Regions from separate parts of the Homo sapiens genome. Here all the other regions are linked to region 3. A link is an interaction called in ENCODE POLR2A ChIA-PET data of the cell type or tissue named here. Cell type or tissue: B cell. All regions are shown on one strand.

Region 1 (2,500 bases), 310 kb after region 3:
TTACAGGCGTGAGCCACCACGCCTAGTCATCTGTGTTTTAATTGTGGTAAAAACACATAACATAACATGTATGATCTTAACCGTTTGTAAGTGTACAGTTCAGTAGTGTGAGTACATGTTTTATTTATTTTTGATGCTCTCCAGAAGTCGGGAATTTGGGAATTTTGGGAGGCACCGCCCTACACTGTAGGTATATTGCCACCAGGTGGTGGCAGTGTAGCATGGTCCTCAGGGTCTGGTCTGAGTTTCTCCAGGACTGTCTTTTACACTATTTATTTATTTCATGTGTATAACTTTATGGGGTGTGAGTGTAATTTTGTTACATGCATAGATTGTGTAGTGGTGAAGTCAGGACTTTTAGGGTATCTGTCACCTAAATAACACACATTGTATCCATTCAGTAATCTCTGATCACCTACCCCCATTCACCCCCACTCACCCTTCTGAGTCTCAGTTCTCTACCATTCCACACTCTACGTCCATGTGTACATATTATTTAGCTCCCTCTTAGAATTGAGAATGTGCAGTATTTGTCTTTCTGTGTCTGATTTGTTTTACTTAATGTCCTCCAGTTCCATCCATGAATGTCCTCCAGTTCCATCCATGTATGTCCTCCAGTTCCATCCATGTGACTGCAAAATACATGATTTCATTCTTTTTTATGACCCAATAGTATTCCATGGTGTATATGTACCACATTTTCTTTATCCAATCATCTGTTGATGGACACTTAGGTTGATTCCATGTCTTTGCTCTTGTGAATAGTGCTGTGGTAAATGTACTGGTGCAGGTACCTTTTCGATGTAATGATTGCTTTGGGTAGACACTCAATAGTGAGATTGCTGGAGCACATGTTAGTTCTATTTTTAGTTCTTTGAGAAACCCTTGTATTGTCTTCCATAGAAGTTGTACTAATTTACAATCCCCCAATAGTGTATAAGAGTTCCCTTTTTGGCCTGGCATGATGGCTTACACCTGTAATCCCTGCACTTTGGGAATCTGAGGCTGGTGGATCACTTGAGGTCAGGAGTTCAAGACCAGCCTGGCCAACATGGTGAAACCCCATCTCTACTAAAAATACAAAAATTAGCCGGCATGGTGGCAGGCGCCTGTAATCCCAGCTACTCAGGAGGCTGAGGCAGGAGAATCACTTGAACCCAGGAGGCAGAGATTGCAGTGAGCCAAGGTCGCGCCACTGCACTCCAGCCTGGGCAACAGAGGGAGACTCTGTCTCAAAAAAAAAAAAAAAGAGTTTCCTTTTCTCCACATCCTTGCCAACATCAATATTGTTGTTATTCAAATTTTCTTCCTCCCAAAATCCCTCCGTGCTGTTATCTGAAACTGAGGCTTTCTGCATAGTGGGAGGCAAGATTTAAAAAAACAAAGCTTGGGCCAGGCACGGTGGCTCACGCCTGTAATCCTAGCACTTTGGGAGGCCGAGGCGGGCAGATCGCCTGAGGTCAGGAGTTCAAGACCAGCCTGGCCAACATGACGAAAACCCATGTCTACTAAAAATACAAAAATTAGCTGGGCATGGTGGCGGGTGCCTGTAATCACAGGTACTCAGGAGGCTGAGGCAGGAGAATCGCTTGAACCCAAGAGGTGGAGGTTACAGTGAGCCGAGATTGCACCACTGCACTCCAGCCTGGGTGACAGAGCAAGACTCTGTCTAAAAAAAAAAAAAAGAATACATTCTTTTTTTTTTTGAGGCGGAGTCTCACCCTGTCACCCAGCCACCGTGCCCAGCCTAAGGAATACATTCTATATGGTTTTGTTTATATGAAATTCAAACATAGGCAAAACAAAATATAAAAGTTATCCAGCTGTACTTAAATTTACATTTAATGGAAAAGGTTATATCTCTTTTTTTTTTTTTTTTTTTTGAGACAGAGTTTCACTCTTGTTGCCCAGGCTGGAGTGCAGTGGCGCAATCTCAGCTCACCACAACCTCTGCCTCCCAGGTTCAAGTGATTCTCCTGCCTTAGCCTCCCTAGTAGCTGGGATTACAGGCATGCGCCACCATGCCCGGCTAATTTTGTATTTTTAGTAGAGACGGGGTTTCTCCATGTTGGCCAGGCTGGTCTCGAACTCCCGACCTCAGGTGATCTGCCCACCTTGGCCTTCCAAAGTGCTGGGATTACAGGCATGAGCCACCGCGCCCGGCCGGTTATATCTTGATTAAAAGAAAGTTTAAAAGGTGATTTGAAGGTTCAGCACTCCGCTGTAGCTTTGCCCCTGCTCAGTGATGCTGGAGGAGGCCACGGTGCTCTGGTCATATATCCAGACAGGCCTCACTGCCCAGGCCCAAAGAGGAGGAGCTGCTGTGGTTTAAGATCTGCCACTGGGGCTCAGAGACCCTCAAGCATTGCTCAAGCTTTGGGTCCTTGCTCAGCAGAATGAAGACCCCCAGCAGGTCCCTATCCCTGACACGGCTCGGACAGGAGATCTATTGGTCCAGTTATCACCTGTCCGGCAGTGATGTTCTGGGGTATGGCTGTGA
Region 2 (2,500 bases), 240 kb after region 3:
AGGCGGAGGTTGCAGTGAGTGGAGATTGCACCATAGCGCTCCAGCCTGGGCAACAAGAGCGAAACTCTGTCTCAAAAAAAGAAAAAAAAGGGAAACAAAAACATAAAGTTTGGTGGGAATGTAAATTGGTATAGACACAATGGAAAACAATATGGCAGTTCCTCAAAAAATTAAAAATGTGATCCGGCCATTCCACTTCTGGGTATTTACCCAAACGAACTGAAAGCAAGGTCTTGAACAGATATTTGTGCACCCTTGTTTATAGCAGCACTATTCACCATAGCTAAACGGTACATCCAGCCTGAGTGTCCATGGACGAACAAATGGATACACAAAGTGTAGTATATACATGTATACAATGGAATATTATTCAGCCTTAAAAAGGAAGGCCATTGGGACATATGTTACAACATGGATGAACCTTGAGGACATGATGCTAACAATGAGGTACTTAGAGTAGTCAGATTTATAGAGACAGAAAGTAGCATGGTGGTTGCAGGGACTAGGGGGTGGGGAGAATGGGAGCTAATGTTTGATGGAGACACAGCTTCCGTTTGGAAACATGAAAACAATTCTGGAGATGGATGGTGGTGATTGTTGCAAAATAACGTAAATGTAGTTAATGCCACTGAAATGTATACTTAAAATGGTAAATTTTATATTATATATATTTTACCACAATAAAAAAAAAAATGCGGGCTGAGTGCAGTGGCTCATACCTGTAATTCCAGCATTTTGGGAGGCCGAGGAGGGAGGATCACTTGAGCCCAGGAGTTTGAGACCAGCTAGGGCAACATGGCAAAACCTCATCTCTACAAAAAATAAAAATAAAAGGCTGGGCACGATGGCTCACGCCTGTAATCCCAGCACTTTGGGAGGCCGAGGCAGGAGGATCAGGTCAGGAAATCGAGACCATCCTGGCTAACATGGTGAAAACCCATCTATACCAAAACTACAAAAATTAGCCGAGCACGGTGGCATGTGCCTGTAATCCCAGCTACTCGGGAGGCTGAGGGAGGAGAATCTCTTGAACCCAGGAGGTGGAGGTTGCAGTGAGCGTGCCACTGTACTCCACCCTGGGCGACAGAGCCAGACTCAGTATCAAAAAAAAAATAATAATAAAATAAGGCCGGGCACAGTGGCTCACGTCCATAATCCCAGCACTTTGGGAGGCCAAGGTGGGCAGATCACCTGAGGTGAGGAGTTCGAGACCAACAAGACAAAATCCTGTCTCTACTAAAAATACAAAAATTGGCCTACAAAAATTAGCTGGGCACCGGGTGCGGTGGCTCACACCTGTAATCCCAGCACTTTGGGAGGCCAAGGCAGGAGGATCACAACATGGCCAAGATGGTGAAACCCCGTCTCTACTAAAATACAAAAAATTAACTGGGCGTGGTGGTGCATGCCTGTAGTCTCAACTACTCGGGAGGCTGAGGCAGGGGAATCGCTTGAACCCGGGAGGCGGAGATTGCAGTGAGCTCAGATCGTGCCACTGCACTCCAGCCTGGCACCAGAGCAAGACTCCATCTCAAAACAAAAACAAAAATAATTAGCCGGGCATGGTGGCAGGCACCTGTAATCCCAGCTACTCGGGAGGCTGAGGCAGGAGAATCGCTTGAACCTGGGAGGCGGAGGTTGTAGTGAGCTGAGATCGTGCCACTGCACTCTAGCCTGGGCGACAGAGCAAGACTCCGTCTCGAAATAAATAAATAAATAAATAAAATGTCCAGAAATAATAAAAAAATGCATTCTCACACACACACACACACACACACACACACACACACACACACACACACTGTGTAATGTTTGTGAAAGGCTGGGGGAGTGGTGGGTGTCTGGGATTCCAAGGTCACACAGGTAGAAAAGAACTGGCTGAGGGTGGAAGAAGGGGCCACCGGGCCCCACCTTAGGCCACTCCCCTCCTCTCTGTCTCCACCATCCTCACCTGGGTCCAGTCCTCCTGCTCATGCCTGCCATGGCTACCTCCATCCCCGACCTGGCGTGGGTGATGTCGTTCCTCAGGTCTAGATCTGACCACCTATCTCTTCTGCTTTCACGTCCTTCAGCAGCACCCCATCGCCTCAGCGTCAGCCTGGCCAGCGAAACTCTTCCCTGCTGCCGCCAGCCTGTGTTCCAGCTTCACAGTCCCGCCCTTCCCGAGCCCCAGTTCTTTCCTTCATCACACACTGCAACCATTTGTAACACCTTTCCTGGACGGGCATGGTGGCTCATGCCTGTAATACCAGCACTTTGGGAGGCTGAGGCGGGCGGATCAACTGGGGTCAGAAGTTCGAGACCAGCCTGGCCAACATGGTGAAACCCCGTCTCTACTAAAAATACACAAAATTAGCTGGGAGCAGTGGCAGGCATCTGCAATCCCAGCTACTCGAGAGGCTGAGGCAGAAGAATTGCTTGAATCTGGGAAGCGGAGGTTGCAGTGAGCCGAGATTGTGCCACTGCACTCTAGCCCAGGTGACAGAGTGAGACTCTGTCA
Region 3 (2,500 bases):
CCACCTCCACCTTCCAGGTTCAAGCAATTCTTGTGCCTCACCCACTGGAGTGGGATTACAGGCATGCGCCACCACAGCTGGCTAATTTTTTTTTTTTTTTTGAGACGGCATCTTGCTCTGTTGCCCAGGCTGGAGTGCAATGGTGCGATCTCGGCTCACTGCAAGCTCTGCCTCCTGGATTCACGCCATTCTCCTGCCTCAGCCTCCCAAGTAGCTGGGACTACAGGCACCTGCCACCACGCCCGATTAATTTTTTTTGCATTTTTAGTAGAGACAGGATTTCACTGTGTTAGCCACGATGGTCTCGATCTCCTGACCTCGTGATCTGCCCGTCTCGGCCTCCCAAAGTGCTGGGATTATAGGCATGAGCCACCGCGCCCAGCCAATTTTTTAAATTTTTATTTCTAGTAGAGACGGTGTTTCACCATGTTGGCCAGACTAGTCTCAAGCTCCCGACTTCAGGTGATCTGCCCACCTCAGCCTCCCAAAGTGGTAGGATTACAGGCCTGAGCCACCGCGCCAGCTTCAAAGATGTTTATCTAGGGAACAGCTATGGAAGATGGAGATAGTGTCTCCCTCCAGAGCAAAGGACAGCCATGCTTACTGGCTTTGAGTTTCCTAAGCTTAGGGTCCTCTCCCACAATGTAATTCGCTCTGTGTGCCCACACTTGCCTGAGCCCATCAGCATCACCCCCATGGGACTTAGGGTCAAAAGGAACTAACGGAAATATGCTGGTGCTCATGCTGTTTGCTGCACAGCGATCAAGTCCTTTGTCTCTGACCCAGGACTCTCCTGTATTCTGCCAGCATTCTTGAACCTGACGGGCTACCTTGGTAGCTTGCAAGTGGGTAAGATCTCAGATGCTTCACAGTCCTTGACATAGAAGGTGCTCACAGGTGTTGGTGGTAAAACCTATTCGCAGCAGTCACAGTGGACAGGCCAGTGTCTGTGGAGCAATGGGCTTGGGCTCTTTCACACCCTTCCCTTGCCGACAATATATCACACCTTCAGCCAGGCATGGTGGCTCACAACTTTAATCCCAGCACTTTGGGAGGTCAAGACTGGCAGATCACTTGAGGTCAGGAGTTCGAGACCAGCCTGGCCAACATAGTGAAACCCCATCTCTACTAAAAATACAAAAACTAGCTGGGCATGGTGGTGCGAGCCTGTAGTTCCAGCTACTCATGAGGCTGAGACGGGAATTGCTTGAACTGGGAGGCGGAGGTTGCAGTGAGTGGAGATCCTGCCACTGCACTCCAGCCTGGGCAACAGAGCATGGAGTCAGGGAAGAGAAAGGAGGGAAAGGAGGAGGGGGAGGGGGAGGGAAGGGAATCACAGTTTCATGTGAGCCAGTCCAAATTGGTCCCTCCTTGTGGCACTGATGACATGGCTGTAGTTAGGCTCTTTTCTGGGTGATAGAGCACCCCACAGCAGCTCAGTCATGCACAGCTCAATTACAGCTCCCCCTGGGCTGGCTGATTTGGTGGGGATGGTTCACATGGCAACAAGTGGCCTATGCCATGTTGCCTGGCCTCTGAAAAACGTAACTTATCATTTGTATTTTCACACAGGCACTGAAAAGGGGTCAGCTATTCTTTTTTTTTTTTTTTTTTTTTTGGTTTTCACTGCAATGTGAATCACCTTGACATTTCTGTGAAACAGGAAGTGGCTGGATGATACAACAATAAAAATAATCACACTCAACTTGGTGTGTGTGTTTTCTTTGGGCCAGGCACTGTGTTAAGAGCTCTTTATGAAGTATTTCGCTTATTCCTTAGGACAACACTGGCAGCTAGGTCTTATCATCATTCCCAATTTGCAAATGAGGAGGCTGAGGCCTGGAGTAGTGAGAGATGTATCCACAGTCACCCAGTTGGGAGTGGCAGGGCTGGGGCTCCCGGCTGGCAGCCAGTGTACCTCTTGAGCCTGAGCTCTTACCAGTAGATTTCTCCCGTGCTCAAAAGGCGGGGAAGAGTGGCAGGGCAGAAGGGCCCCCTGATTTATCAAGCGTGAAGGTAGTTTCATCTCATTTCCAATCCCAACTCTCAGTGTCCATCGTTTTACTACCCACAGTAAGTGGCACATTAGAGGGGTTTAATAGCCACTTTCAGTAAAGTGTCTTTGGAGAGAAATGCTTTAGGGCAACCTTGTCCCCTCCAGGCCTTCATCACTTCCATCCCTCATCTTTAAAGCTGATGAGCAAGGCCGGGCGCAGTGGTTCATGCCTGTAATCCCACACTTTGGGAGGCCGAGGCGGGCAGATCACCTGAGGCCAGGAGTTCGAGATCAGCCTGACCAACATGGTGAAACCTCATCTCTACTAAAAATACAAAAATCAGTTGGGAGTGGTGGTGGTGGCTGCCTGTAATCCCAGCTACTCAGGAAGCCGTGACACAAGAATCGATTGAACCCAGGAAGTGGAGGCTGCAGTGAGCTGAGATTGTGCCACTGCACTCCAGCCTGGCAACAGAGTGAGACTCTGTCTCAAAAAAAAAATAA

Evidence for each region. Peaks named below come from ENCODE experiments on the same cell type or tissue, not always from the same donor. Only the 100,000 strongest peaks of a DNase experiment are listed, where the experiment ranks them.
Region 1: POLR2A ChIA-PET joins it to region 3 with 6 read pairs; 3 of 35 experiments call an interaction of 5 or more read pairs at or near these places.
Region 2: POLR2A ChIA-PET joins it to region 3 with 5 read pairs; 10 of 35 experiments call an interaction of 5 or more read pairs at or near these places.

What each region holds. Positions count from the first base shown.
Region 1 is chr11:65,251,866-65,254,365 of GRCh38, reverse strand. No RefSeq gene overlaps it. Among named protein-coding and RNA genes, the nearest start is that of POLA2, 8.8 kb to the left of the region's middle. In B cell, a CTCF peak has its summit at 125; no DNase peak of the experiment used is centred here.
Region 2 is chr11:65,323,540-65,326,039 of GRCh38, reverse strand. LOC124902691 (a long non-coding RNA gene) reads right to left here and starts at 2,295. Exons shown (of 2, transcript XR_007062728.1): 1 at 1,952-2,295. In B cell, no CTCF peak of the experiment used is centred here; no DNase peak of the experiment used is centred here; H3K27me3 peaks cover 254 bases.
Region 3 is chr11:65,565,238-65,567,737 of GRCh38, reverse strand. No RefSeq gene overlaps it. Among named protein-coding and RNA genes, the nearest start is that of ZNRD2-DT, 3.9 kb to the left of the region's middle. In B cell, no CTCF peak of the experiment used is centred here; a DNase peak (open chromatin) is centred at 1,477; H3K27ac peaks cover 2,407 bases.